Linked DNA regions of Homo sapiens: all the other regions are linked to region 1. Evidence: chromatin contacts called from ENCODE Hi-C or POLR2A ChIA-PET data. All regions are on one chromosome and are shown on one strand. Each heading gives the region's core, a stretch centred on a gene start or an enhancer-like site at or near the end of the contact. The rest is flanking DNA. Distances are from core to core; before and after follow the strand shown.

Region 1 (2,755 bases), core at 256-2,755:
GGAGGCTGAGGTGGGAGGATCACTTGAGCCCAGGAGTTCCAGGCTGCAGTGAGCTATGATCTGGCCGCTGCACTCCAGCCTGGACAACAGAGCAAAGTGCTGTCTTAGAATAAAATACTTTTTAAATAAACTAAAAACAAAACAATGGGCCAGGTGTGGGTGGCTCACATCCGTAATCCCAGCACTTTGGGAGGCCAGGTGAGGCAGAATAGGGCATGAGGGTAACCAAGGGTTAAGGCAGAAACAAAAGAACAGCAGGTGCAGCCAGTTCTAGGCAAGATTAGGCAGCATGGAGGCCACGTGTTCATTCCGTCAATCAGGCGGAGAGGGGGGCGGGGGGAGGGTGACAGCTTCTGATTGACGGCGGGGGGTGGGTGGTGGTGCGCAAGTCTCCACTTCAGCCTCTGATTGGTCACAGGCCAATCCTTCAGAGGGTGTAACCAATCGGAGGCATCTAACGGGCACCTAGGGGCGTTACCTAATTCTTCCAGCTTAATAAAAATCCTGACGGGTGCTATCGAACCGTTTGCTCTATCCCGCTCCTGCTGTGTGAATTGTACTTTCGCTTCAATAAATCTGTCTCTTCCTTACTCCGGTTTTTTCTTTTGTTTCTTTTCGTTGCTTTGTTCTTTTGCTACTTTGTGCATTTTGTTCAATTCTTTGTTCAACACGCCAAGAACCTGGGCAATCCACGGTCAAGACCTTCCATCCAGTAACAGAGGCAGGAGGATCCCTTGATGCCAAGAGTTCGAGACCAGCTGGGGCAACAAAGTGAGACCCTGTCTCTACTCTCTAACTCTCTCTCTCTCTCTCTCTCTCTCTCTCTCTCTATATATATATATATATATATATATATTTTAATTATCTGGGCATGGTGGTGCATGCATGTGGTCTCAGCTACTCAGGCTGAGGTGGGAAGATCGCTTGAGCCTGGGAGTTGAGGCTGCAGTGAGCTATGATGGCACCACTGCACTCCAACCCGGGTGACAAAGCGAGATCCTGTCTCTAAATTAAATTAAAAACAATACCACCAAAACAACAACAGGTTGGGCGGTGGTGTCTCACGCCTATAATCGGAGCACTTTGGGAGGTCGAAATGGGAGACCATGTGAAGCCAGGAGTTCGAGAGCAGCCTGGGCAACACAGACCCCACCTCTACAAAAAATAAAACTGGCCTTGATGGCGCGCCCTGTAATCCTAGCTACTTGGGAGGCTGAGGCAGGGGGATGGCTTGAGTCCCAGAGGTTGAGGCTGCAGTGAGCTGAGATCCCGCCGCTACACTCCAGACTGGATGACAAACTGAGATCCTATCAAAAAACAAACAAACAAACAAACAGTGCCCCACTCAGTTTTTCCTGAAACGCGCAACCCTCGCCCGTAGCCAGGAGAAAACTCCGCGAGCCAGCAAAACACAAACTCGGCCGGGAAACAGACAACAAGGCCACCCTGGGGTGCCAGAAGAGGACGCTGCGAGGCGGGTTCTTCTTCCTGGTCGGCGGCGAGCGCTTCCGGGGTGGTGGCGAGGGAGGCGGAAGTGCGGTGTTCTAGCAGGTGGCTGCTTTCTCTGGGCTGGCTGTGGGAGGCTCCCGAGGTGGGGACCCGGCCGGGATGGCTGCAGCGGCGGCCGGGGCTGGGAGCGGGCCCTCGGCGGCCCAGGAGAAGCAGTTCCTGCCGGCGCTGCTGAGTTTCTTCATCTACAACCCGCGCTTCTGGCCGCGGGAAGGAGAGGTATGCGGAGGGGGCGGCGCGTGAGCGGGCGGCGTCGGTGCCCCCCAGGGGCGGCGGCCCTGTGGTTCTGCCCACCTCGAGCGGCACTGACCTAGCCTGCGTTGTGCCAGGTGCTGAGCCCGGGCCGGGGGCTGCGGCGGGGACCTGACAGCAGGCAGGGACCGCTTCAGGTCCTGGGTCGATGTCTGTCTATGGAATAAAGCCCCGTCAGGTCTGTATCACTCCACACCCCAGGTTCAGTCTCTTTGCGCTTTGCGTTGCGTCAGTTCTGGGAAATTAAAATTGAACTTGGCTTTGTTAAGTGGGTAGTCCCCAACTAGAAGCGTGGAAGCAGAGTGGCAGACGCTAGCCTTCAAATGATGCAAGCCTGGAGGACCCTGTAAAAGTTTTCACCCAAATGAGGAAAATTAGTTCCGGGACACGTGTGTGTGTGTGTGTGTAAGTTAGTTACGGGACACGTGTGTGTGTGTGTAAGTTCCGGGACACGTGTGTGTGTGTGTGTGTTTTCTGAGGTGGGGACGGCGACTTTCTCAAAGGATGTCCGGAGCTGTGTTTCGTTACCAGCAAGTCAGAGTTCTTTTAAAGACTGTCCAGGCTGGGCGCTGTAACTCACGCCTGTAATCCCAGCACTTTAGGAGGCCGAGATGGGAGGATTACTTGGAGCCAGGAGTTCCAGACCAGCCTGGGCAACAAAGCAAGACCCCCGACTCTACCAAAAAAAAAAAAAAAAAAAAAAAAAAAATCGAAAAATGAGCCAGGTGTGGTGGCACGCACCTGTATTTCCAGCTACTCAGGAGGCTGAGGCCAGAGGATCGCTTGTGATTGAGGCTGCAGGTGAGCTGTAATTGGGCCACTGCACTACAGCCTGGGTGACAGAGACCCCATCTCCAGAAAAAGAAAAAAAAAAAAAACTCGTCAGTTCAAATGCTTGGGAACTGGCTGGATTTAATTTTCAGGGAGCTATGTGTCTGCAGATGTGCAAACCTTTATTTCTTACAAGCATTGGTGTATTACAGATTAGCTCTAG
Region 2 (3,586 bases), core at 508-3,007, 230 kb before region 1:
TCAAATGGCCCCTGCCCATTCACCCCACCCCGCCCTCGGGAGCCACACCAGGACCAAGACTCAGCAGCAAAACCAACATTCCAGGGGCAGCACCAGAGGGCATGTGGGCTGGTCCCAAGTCCAGGGGTCAAGTGCTCTTACGAGCCTGCTGAAGAGCAGGTTCTCTCTGGGAAAGGAGGAGACAGAGTGCGGAGGAGGGACTATGCAGCCACAGGAGAAAAAGAGGAGATGGCGCGCAGCCTGGGCGTTCCTGGGACCCAGAGCCCCTCTGCCTCAGCCTGGCCCCACAGGGTGGCCGGTAACGAGCCTGAGAGTGACCACAACAGGCAGGGGGCATGGCCCCGAGAGCACACTCAGGATGCTGGCAGTTTTATTTATTTATTTTAGAGGCAGGGTCTTGCTCTGTCACCCATGCTGGAGGGCAGTGGCACAATCATAGGTCACTGTAGCCTTGAACTCCTGGGCTCAAGCATTCCTCCCACCTCAGCCTCCTGAGTAGCTGAAGTGCAGGTGCACACCACCACATCCAGCTAATTTTTTAGTTTTTATTTTTTTTAGAGATGGGGTCTCACTATGTTGCCCAGGCTGGTCTCACACTCCCAGGCTCAACTGATCCTCCCACCTCAGCCTCCTGAGTAGCTGGGATTACAGGCAGGAGTCACTGCACCCAGCTGATGATGGGAGTTTTATAAAAACAAGTTTGTAATCTACTCAGCAAATGTGAAGAAGACATGAGATTATCAGGCCTGCAAAACCACCATCTCCCAGCTGCAGCGCCCCACCCCCGACCCTGCACTCCCAATCCCCAGCACGCAGCGCCTCTCACCGCCCTGCTCGATGTCCGAGTCGGTCAGGTGTGTGAGGGAAAAGCTGGCAATGTTGGCGGGAGAGATGGAGAACCGGGAGTAAGGCGCCGAGTGCGGCCAGCTCTGCTCCGTGCTCCGGGCCGGTGGCGGCGGAGAAAAGTACTTGGATGTTTGGAGAGAAGGCTTGGAGCTGAGCAGGTTACTTGTTGTCTTTGACATAAAAGGATCTGGGGAGAAGTCATCATCCCACTCAAAGCCACCACCTAGAAATAAAAAATAAAACCCCACCCTTTTTATCACTGCGTGATGAGGGAGAGGGGGAGCCTCTGGGCAGGTGCGCCCTGCAGGTCGGAAGACACAGCCCGGCCCGGCTGGCAGATGGCAGTTCTGTGCCCATGTCAGGGGGCGTCATTAAAGCAACATGGGAAGTTACCCTCAAAAAACCTTTACATTACTCAATTTTTCAGTTTCCTTTAAAACTAGACAATGACGTGAAATACCTTCTTCGTCGGTGGAGCTTTCGGAGTTGATGCACCTGCTCAGGTAGGGAGAGCCTGAGGCTGGGGCTGGGCCGCTCAGGTCCGGGCCGCACGCCTCTCCTCCACAGGGCCCCAGCTCTTTGGTTGGGGTCTCCTGAAAAGTCAAACAGAAACTCCTGTCAGCAAAGGCCTGCTCACGGGAACCCCCCGTGTGACCGCTTCCCCACTGGCAGGCGCATCAGACTCATCGACTGAGAAGTAAGCGTCTCAAGACAAGGGCGGCTCCAGGCCTGGGAGGACGGACAGACACTAGGCCCTGTCTCTCCCTCTGCCTGCAGCTCTGACCTCGGCAGAGGCATGAAGCAGCCCTCTGAGGCTGCAGAGAAGCGCAGAGCAGCAGGCAGGCGGGCACGAGCGGCAGTGCTCAAGGTGCCACCCACCAGCAACAAGTGTGTCGGCTTCTCCTCCACAATCCCCCGCCTGGACTCAGGTCAGCCCGGAATCCAAAGTGGGCACTGCCCTGGACACAGTGCTCCAGGAGAAGCCCTTGGTTCTGGCTTCGGAGCAGGAAGGGGGTCTTCTGATGCTCAGAAAGAGAAGGGGGAATTCCAGCTTTCTTCTTTTCTCTGTTCTCTTGCTCTCCAGTCTCAAGCAATCCTGGGGCAACAGCTGCCTATAATCCTGAGGGCCATGAAGCCTCCTCTCCACTGGAGGACTGTGATCACGAGCGGGAGGGGACCCTCGCTGAGTTTTTTTCCCTTCTGTCCTCCCACTGCTTGGCTCCAGATGCGCGTGCGATTGCAGGAAGTATGGCACATCGTGTAACTAAAGCCTCAACTTTCTAGCTAGGGGACCAGAAAGCAGAGGCCCAAAGAACTGCAAGTATCAGGGACATCACAGAAGAGGGAGGAGCTCAAAAAGGTGACCCGATGAAGTTGCTGGGGGGCTCCTGGGCTGTGTGTGGTAGATCTGACTCTGAACACACCCAAGCTTTGAAAATGAACCTCAGGGGAGACCGGGGTGGGGTGCGGGGCACACACGTGGGGCAGGTTCAAACAGCACAGCGAAGGCTTTGAAAGGGGAACTGGGAGCTGACACTGAAACCACAACCCACAGAAGGCTGCTTGGAGCTTGTGGCCTGCACCCACCGGGTCAAGGCCTGCTAAGGTAAAAGTATCAACATGATTCACAGCATTTACACATGGCACAGACTGCCTAACATGATAGGAGGATCCAAAAGCTAAAATTACTTCACATACAAAAACCAGGAACACCTCAATTTACCTGGGAAAAGACAATCAACAGGTGCCAGTGTCACCGTACCACAGATGTTGGAATTATCTGAAAAAGGACTATTATAAAAATGCTCCTACAACTAAGGGGAAACACTCTTACCATGAACAGAAATAGGGAAAATCTTAGCAAAGGAACAGATGATAAGAAGAATGACAAAAAGCAAAACTCAGAAAAGAAAAGTATAATAACCAAAATCTAGCAATTCAATGGATGGGCTCAACAGCATAATGGAGATGACGAAGGAAATCATCAGGGACCTTGAAGACAGAGCAACAGAAATCACCCAATCCAAACAAGAGCAAGAAAAAAAAAACCTGGAGGAAGAAAGGACCAGAGCCTCAGAACCTATGAGAGAATACACAGGGTCTAACCCTGGAGTCCCAGGAAGAGAGGAGACAGGGCGTGGGGCAGAAAAAGTACTAGAAGAAAAGAATGCCTGAAAACTTCTTAAATTTGGTGAAAGATACAAAACTACAGATTTAAGTTTAGCAAAACAAAAACGGGATAAATACAAAGAAATTGGGCCAGGTGGGGTGGCTCACAACTGTGATCCCAGCACTTTGGGTGGCTGAAGCAGGAGGATCCCTTGAGGCCAGGAGTTCAAAACCAGCCTGGGCAACACAGTGAGATGCTGTCTCTACAAACAATTTAAAAATTAGCTAGGCGTGGTGGTGCACGCCTGTAGCCCCAGCTACTCAGGAGGCTGAGGAGGGAGGATCACTGGAGCCCAGGAGTTCAAGGGTGCAGTGACCTATGATCGTGCCACTGTACTCCAGCTAGTGACAGAGCAAGACTCTGTCTCAAACAAAACAAAACAAAACAAAACAAAACACACACACGAAGAAATCCACCCTCAGATGCACCATAATCAAACTGCTGAAAGCTAAAGACAAAGATTTGAAAGCAGCCAGGGATAAAACATGTATTACAGCTTGAGCATCCCAAATCGGAAAACCAAAAATCCAAAATGCTCCAAAATCCAAAACCTTTTGAGCGCTGACATGA
Region 3 (3,586 bases), core at 434-2,933, 200 kb before region 1:
TTCCTTTACAAACATTTACCCACATTTAATACTGAGTACATTCTGAGGTAACTTCTAGGTCCACTCCAAGAATCTAAATTTGTTTCCATTCCCAGTTTCCAAGATCTTTACATGAGTGATAATGTTGATATTAATAGTTGCCACCATTTGTGCTTTGAGCCCTGAGCCAAGCGTTATGTTAGGAGTTTTTGCACTTGTTACTGCAAATACAATATGAGATGTTTACCAGATATGGAACTGAGGCTTAGGGAGGGTAAGAAATTTGCCCAAGGCCACAGAGCTAATAAATGGTAGGGCTGTGCTTCTACTTTTCGGCTTACCAACTAGTCAAGAAAGGTCTATTTAGCAAGTGAATTAAATCAGTATGCAGACAACATCAATGTATTTTATAAGAATGAACATAAAATAACTGAAGGTCAATCCTATCAATCTGCTGGGGTCTCCCAAGCGTCATGTGACTGCTCTGCCAGGGGAGCAGTGGTCTTCCCTCGGTGCCGTGCACCTGGCATTGCTGTCCTTCATACATTTCCTTCCAAACGTGGTGCCTTCTCCTTTGTTTCCAACGAAATTAGAAGCCACTCCAGAGGAGAAAGAGAAAACTTTTTTTTTTTTCTTGTAAAAACATATGCCCCTCCATTCAGATTAGGCTCTGTGGAGCTTGGGAGTTGTAAGGATAACAAATGATTCAGAAGACAATTAAATTCACCCAGAAAAATTCCAGCAAAAAACTCCAGGACTACAGGCAGCTGGGAGTTTCATAAGGTAGCCCATAGAGAAAGTAAACATGAAAAAAGCTTAAGTCTATCTACATTACCAATGAAATGGTAATGAAATTCTTCTGCCTAACCCCTCCGCCACCAATACCCATCTAAGGAAAAACTTACTCTCACACGAAAACATGGTTTTGCTGGGCTGAATCTGGCCAATCCTAAAACCAACAGCAGCTGCTGGCAGGCAGTGAACTGCCACCCCAGCCATGAAGGCAGAGGAAGCGCAGAGCGGGCGTGGCTGCTTCTCAAGGGTATCTAAAGTATATTCACCACACTCACTGTTCTTAAAATGTCTTCTCTCCATAATAGCCCACTTCCCAAATTTCACTCAAAGACAGAATATAATCAACAGAAAGGGATTTTACTTAAGAATAGATAAAATCAGTACATTCCAGGCAAAAATATCTTTAACCCAGGAATAGGGAAGAACATCAAAGATTACTGGAGGCCCCTGGTCATGGTTCTCATGGTTGAGACTTGTCATGGATTGTGTAGGATCCAGGGTTAGTTCTATGTTTCAGAAAGGTCCATAGAGCTCTCCTGGTACCACAGTTTAAAAGAAAAAATCAACATAAAATCTTTAATTAGAGTAAAAATGTTTATGTTAAGCAAGTACTAAAATTTGATTCATTCTATCCAAAACAGACATATTATCTGATTTATTTGTACTTTAATGGTGCTTAGTGAATAGACATGATTATTTTGGTCCATTATTTAAAGAAAAAAGCTCACCAAGAATAGCAATGTATTCTGAATTAAAATAAACATTCCTTTATCCAAGTTTTAAAAATTTCTCAGCTTCCCAAAACCCCCCAAAAAACTCCCGAAGGAAAACTTAGGACACTAGATGGCAGCAGAGCGCTACACCAAGCTCTCCATCAGCAGAGCAAGTGACCTGCAACGCCCTGGTAGAATGAGTCATTCAAACACCTGTAAATAGGTTCCTCGCAAGCCCGCTCCTCAATGCTGACATGAATGGCCAGGGAGGGCTTTATATAGCTTTTCTGCAGGACACTAGGAGCAATTAATTAATTTCAGTACTGTGTAAAAAGTCAACAAGTAAATAGCTTTAGAACTGAAAAATTAAAGTCATTTATATGTTTAATAGGATGATTCTGGGGAAAAACATAATCTTCAATAATTTTATTGAAAGGATGAAAGAATGATATAGACAGCGCAACACCCCCGCTTCTGCTAATGAAATAGAAGACATGCAGACTGGGGCAGCTGACGCCGCCACGCCTCCGCGAAGCCCGGGGCCTCGCTTCCCTCCCAGCAGCTCTCTGCCTGTGTCTATTTTTTCTCAGCACCACTGGTCCCCCCGCCCACTGGCATCCATAACCTTATACATCATCTCCTCTTTGGTTGCCATGGATTCTTCGTCTTGTGCCTTTCTAAGCTCAGTCCTCTCGAGAGTCCATCTCTTCTCTCTGCTCTGGCCCCAAACACCTCCCAGGTAAACCCAGCCCTCCCCTCCCCAGCCCTCCACTTCTTTCTCCTTTCCGTAGTTAAACTCCTCAGAAGCCTGGTCGGTCCTGGCTCCTTGTTCAGGAACCCCTTGCCACCATCAGAAGCACTTGCATCCACCATTCAGTGGCAGCTGCTCTCGCCAGGCCTATCAAGGAGTGACCTGCCCACTTCTCCCCAAGCACAGCTGGTCGGGTCTCATCTCACCAGCATTAATGGAGACCGGCCCGTTCTTTCCTTGCTTAAACATGTTCTTCACCAGCCTTCGGGCACCGCAACCTCCTGCGTTTCTTCTTATCCCACTGGCCGCTCCTTCCTCGGCCCCCCCACTGGCTCTCCCTCCTCTCGTTGATCCGTAAGGACCCTGGAGCTCCGTCCTGGTCCTCAGTCCTGGGGGCGCTCCCCGACCAGGGGTTTCAGCCACCCCATGGCTTGAAAGCCCATGCCTCACGTACAGCTCTCTGGCCCAGCCCCTCATCTCCTGACTCAACTTCCCTCCCTGTATGCCTAAGAGCCCTCTGGCACAAACCTCTGCCAGTCTCAGTAAGTGGCATCGCCGTTTTCCAAGTGCGTCAGACCAAAAGTGAAGATGTCATTTGTGAGTTCTGCCTCTAGGCAGCCACATCCAACCCGTCACCAAGTTCTGGGTCTGTTTTCAAACTACCTCCCATGCCTCCGCTGCTGTGGTATTGGTCCCAGCACCACCCCACCTTGAGGACACACCTGCGCCAGTCTCCCTGCGGCCTCCCTGCATCCATTCGCCTGAGCAGCCAAAGCCAGTCCCTGAAAACATAAATCCAACCGTGATAGCCTGGGTTCCTCCCTGCTGTTTTATTTCCTTGTCTGTCTCTACCACTAGAAAGCAAGCTAGACATGGCTAGGACTCCGTCTAGTTCCCTATTGTGTCTCTAAAACCTAGAACAGTGCTGGGCACACAGCATGTGTTTAATATTTGCTTAATGAATGGGAGAAAAAAGAAAAAACACTTAGGCAGACATTCTAAATGATGCCCTACAGGTTAAAGTTGGGACAACTGTTTTCCCAAAGCCGCCCCACCCTATCATTTCCATTTAATAATCTAATAAGAATGAACTTAGGAGTAAATCTGAAATTTCACATTTTTACTGGGCTTTTAAATTTATTACTTCATTACTCTGGACATTAAAGCTAGCCAAAGACACTTAATTTGGGAAAATAATATTCTTTAAGTAAAATCTGATTCTCTTTGAAAGTTTATCTTTGTATAGTAAATGTTACTTTGAGAACAGAGAGTCTAAATTATTCCAAAATTCTGTTAAAATACAGTCGTGTGTCACTTAACACTGGGGATGCCTTCTGAGAAATGTGTT
Region 4 (3,586 bases), core at 466-2,965, 160 kb before region 1:
TGAAGAGTATAACCAGGTTAAGACCAATGAACTATGCCACGCTTTGCCCTAGCTCTCTGCTACACTTACTTCTGCTAGGGTCTGCAGGGCACCTACTCTCCCTTAGATTTCCTCAGTGTGAACCACACTTACTCAACCTCAGTATCTAACAGTCCCATTAAAACTACTGCCTCAGAAATTGACTAGGTAGCTTCAAGTAGACATTTTTAGTTACCCCTTTTTAAAACTTTAAAGTATTTTTCTTTTGATGAATCCAAAAGCACTGTGCTATAAAAAAAAACTCTATTTAGCAATGAAAAAAAAAAACTTCCATAAAATGAGGAAATCAAACATAGGCTGGAAGGTGAGATGGGTTTGCAGAAACCACAGAGAGGAAGTAAATTCTAGACTTGAGGAACCACAAATAAAATCCCTATACCGCCGTGGTCAAACTAGAAACCAGTCCCTGACACAGTTCCTGACTGCAGCTGTTAGAACCTGATAAAGAAAGGCAGCTTTAACATGCAGCCTACAGCACTGAGAAGGGCATACGTCGAGCCAGTCATCTACCAAACAACATCAAGAACAGGCATCACCATACATTTAGGCAGCTTTTCCCATCACAAATTGAGAGCAAGCACCACATGAGGTCTGGCGGAATACGTATGCTTTCCCCAAGACACTGATTAAAAAACACCCGGCATGTCTACAGCACATTCTGTGAGTTTTCATTTAATAGTTTTCAAAGCATTTTAATAGCTACCTAGAACTTGATTCAATAAGCAGAAAACTTGAGAAACTCTAAGAGGTAGGTACATATTATCTGTTTTAGAGACAGGTAATTTGGAGAATGCAATTTCTCAGTAATGACTCAAGGTAAGCCAGGAATACCACCTATTAATTCAACCATTATAACTCCAGCCCAATTATCTGATTCACGATCTCTAGAACCTCAGATGAAACTGGACCCATATGTAATTAACTAAAGAGTTGTCTGTGAAGCCATTTTGGGATTCAATTAAAAAAAAAATTAAAGGCCACAGATAAAAAGAAATGATGATCAATATTTAGATCCATTAGGGATTACAAAATGCTGGATATCCTAATGTTGTCATTCCTTGTTCAGTCACTAGTGGATATGCTTTTATAAAGAGAAATTTCCTCACATTTACTATTTGGTTACCCAGTGGTTCAAGTCATAAGGAAAAGGCAGACTAGATACTTCAATCTTTCTCTTTGCCAGTTTTTAAAAAATGAGTTGGTGGTTGGGTGCGGTGGCTCACGCCTGTAATCTCAGCACTTTGGGAGGCCAAGGTCGGGGGACCGCAAGGTCAGGAGATTGAGACCATCCTGACCAACATGGTGAAATCCCGTCTCTACTAAAATACAAAAAATTAGCCAGGCGTGGTGCCGCGCGCCTGTGGTCCCAGCTACTCGGGAGGCTGAGGCAGGGGAATTGCTTGAACCCAGGAGGCAGAGGTTGCAGTGAGCCAAAATTGCGCCACTGCACTCCAGCCTGGGCGACAGAGTGAGACTCCGTCTCAAAAAAAAAAAAGTTGGTTCACTAGCATCCTCTGGCAGTGACCAGTTCAGAGAGCTGCTGTCACTGTTTTGTGGTATCATCATGAGCTAATGGATTTAAAGCACCCACAGGCTTCCATCCGTTGTGGTTGTTCTGATTGACACTCCCATTGTCCTGTCTTTGGCAAGCAGGGCCTCTAAAGCGGTTTGCTCCCAAGCCCTCCCACAGGGTCCCGGCAGGCCTGGGTGGAGTTCTTGTTCCCTGGGTTGTTCCAGGCTCATCTTTTATAGTTTCTGTTTCAAACCTCCTATCAATCATTTCCCCAAAGAGCCCTGGTTTCTTTTAAAGTGAACTGCTAATGTAAAGACCTCGGTTCAGGAAGTAGAGCTGCTTATTCACTGCTGGTGTCACAACTACCTTAGAAAACAATGTATCACAGTTTTGTAACATTGAACTTTGGTACCCCTGTGGTCTAAGCAGCTGCTCTCTTCGGGTAATAGGGATCAGGAAACTGTGGCCACTGGGTGAAATCCTGCCCACAGTTTTTGTTTTGGTATGGCCTGAAAGCTAAGAATAATTAAGAATTCACGTTTTTAAATCGTATTTTTAATCCAAAATAACATTTTATGACACATGAAATTTATATCAATAGCTGATAACACAGAAAGACAGACATTATCTCCTGACAGAAAAACACATCACCACCTATGCAACAGTACTGCCCAAAACAAGCAAACAAAAACAATATCAAACCTGAATCTAATCAACCACCTAGATCCAAATGTCAATGTATAGGAAACATTATGAATAGCGAGACATGTGAAATACCACCACAAGAATGTAATCAGCAAAACACAGGCTGTGAAAAACACTTGGGGAGAAAAGCCTAGGAAAATGTAAAAAAGAAAGAGATGAAGAGAGGGAGAGTGGCAAACATTAAAAGACTTAAACGACCTACCCACCAATTCCAACATATGGATGTTATTTGAATCATGATTCAACCTATTTTAAAAACTATGACATTTCAGGCTATTGGAAATCTGAACACTAACTGACCATATTAAGAAAATGTAATTCATTTCTCCTTGGAGTGATAATGGTCATGTGCTTGTTTTTAAATGTAGTCCTTATCTTTTGGAGATAGTGACCTACTTAATGATGTCTGGAATTTGCTTCCAAACAGCACGAGGGCGTGGAGAAAGTGGACGGGGGCAGCATGAAGAAAGATGGGCTGCAGCTAATTCAGGCTGGGTGGAAGCTGTGTGGGAATTCATTACAGTATCTATGTCTTGCATGCTTGAAGCTTTCATTTATTAAATGAATTTAAAAGTTTAAATGGAAGAAAGCAGATATCATAATTTATAATCCATATTCTTGCCTACTCTTGATATGGCCATTAACGTGCTAGGGCTGTCATAATCAAGTATCACAAACTGGGTGACTCAAATAACCAAAATTTATTCTCTAGTTTTGGAAGCTCCAAGTCCAAGATCAAGGTGGCAGCAGGATGGGCTCCTTCTGAGGGCTGTGGTGGCAGGGTTTGTTCTAGGCCTCTCCTTGCTTCTGGCAGCTGGCTGCCTTTTCCCTAAGTCTCTTCCCATCATCTCCCCTCTACGTGTGTCTGTGTCCAAATTTCCTCTTCCTATATATAAGGACAGCAGTCACACTGGATTAGGCCCACCCTCATGACCGCATTTTCACTTGATCATCCCCGTAAAGACCCTCTCTCCAAATAAGGTCCCATTCTGAGGCACTGGGGTTAGGGTTTCCACGTATGAATTTAGGGGGAACACCATCCAACCCATCTCTAGGACAGATGCTTAAATGAAAACAAGGAAAAACAAAGAAGAGCCAAAGACCAGTAGGTGCACATATAACAGCAGCTACCTGCAAGGACAGAAACAGAGTGGCTGGGGGACAGAGTGTGCTATATCCTTTCCTATTTGTTGGTATAGCACAAAGGTGCTATATCCTTTCCTATTTGATGAATTTTGTACCCCCAGCTTCTCGCCATCTTTAACCTAATGGCAAAATTCCTTCATAAGGCTTCAGCATCCAACGTTGCCTGGCTACTTCTGACCTCCC

Evidence for each region. Hi-C counts contacts between places; a loop is a spot of excess contacts on that map. ChIA-PET counts read pairs that join two places held with the same protein, here RNA polymerase II (POLR2A). Pooled maps may share reads with other maps.
Region 2: a pooled map shows a loop between it and region 1 (11-fold over the local background). The contact joins the enhancer-like site here to the promoter of CZ1P-ASNS in region 1. A Hi-C loop is called at or near these places in 3 of 37 single-sample maps with no recorded cell type and 8 of 50 pooled maps. POLR2A ChIA-PET finds 5 or more read pairs at or near these places in 3 of 52 experiments (CD8-positive, alpha-beta T cell, activated naive CD4-positive, alpha-beta T cell and naive thymus-derived CD8-positive, alpha-beta T cell).
Region 3: a loop to region 1 is called in a map of B cell, with 14 times the contacts of the local background. The contact joins the enhancer-like site here to the promoter of CZ1P-ASNS in region 1. A Hi-C loop is called at or near these places in 3 of 168 maps with a recorded cell type or tissue (B cell, CD4-positive, alpha-beta memory T cell and PC-3), 1 of 37 single-sample maps with no recorded cell type and 15 of 50 pooled maps. POLR2A ChIA-PET finds 5 or more read pairs at or near these places in 2 of 52 experiments (OCI-LY7 and activated naive CD4-positive, alpha-beta T cell).
Region 4: a loop to region 1 is called in a pooled map, with 4 times the contacts of the local background. The contact joins the enhancer-like site here to the promoter of CZ1P-ASNS in region 1. A Hi-C loop is called at or near these places in 2 of 37 single-sample maps with no recorded cell type and 8 of 50 pooled maps. POLR2A ChIA-PET finds 5 or more read pairs at or near these places in 3 of 52 experiments (OCI-LY7, PC-9 and activated T-cell).

What each region holds. Positions count from the first base shown.
Region 1 is chr7:97,971,108-97,973,862 of GRCh38, reverse strand. CZ1P-ASNS (CZ1P-ASNS readthrough) reads left to right here and starts at 1,505. Exons shown (of 19, transcript NR_147989.1): 1 at 1,505-1,728. It also overlaps the pseudogene CCZ1P-OR7E38P and the pseudogene CCZ1P1. RefSeq lists a silencer at 1,600-1,909.
Region 2 is chr7:98,201,427-98,205,012 of GRCh38, reverse strand. LMTK2 (lemur tyrosine kinase 2) reads right to left here. Exons shown (of 14, transcript NM_014916.4): 12 at 1,307-1,439; 13 at 827-1,069. Among named protein-coding and RNA genes, the nearest start is that of BHLHA15, 8.2 kb to the left of the region's middle. RefSeq lists an enhancer at 1,241-1,420. Within about 2 kb of position 1,757, at least 4 of the 41 ENCODE cell types and tissues checked have a DNase peak (open chromatin) inside an H3K27ac peak, as active enhancers do; they include CD8-positive, alpha-beta T cell, where a contact is called at or near this core.
Region 3 is chr7:98,166,833-98,170,418 of GRCh38, reverse strand. All of the region lies in intron 6 of LMTK2 (lemur tyrosine kinase 2), which reads right to left. Among named protein-coding and RNA genes, the nearest start is that of BHLHA15, 43 kb to the left of the region's middle. Within about 2 kb of position 1,683, at least 3 of the 41 ENCODE cell types and tissues checked have a DNase peak (open chromatin) inside an H3K27ac peak, as active enhancers do.
Region 4 is chr7:98,130,205-98,133,790 of GRCh38, reverse strand. The region is part of intron 1 of LMTK2 (lemur tyrosine kinase 2); the gene reads right to left. Among named protein-coding and RNA genes, the nearest start is that of LMTK2, 25 kb to the right of the region's middle. RefSeq lists enhancers at 291-340, 900-1,400. Within about 2 kb of position 1,715, at least 18 of the 41 ENCODE cell types and tissues checked have a DNase peak (open chromatin) inside an H3K27ac peak, as active enhancers do; they include PC-9, where a contact is called at or near this core.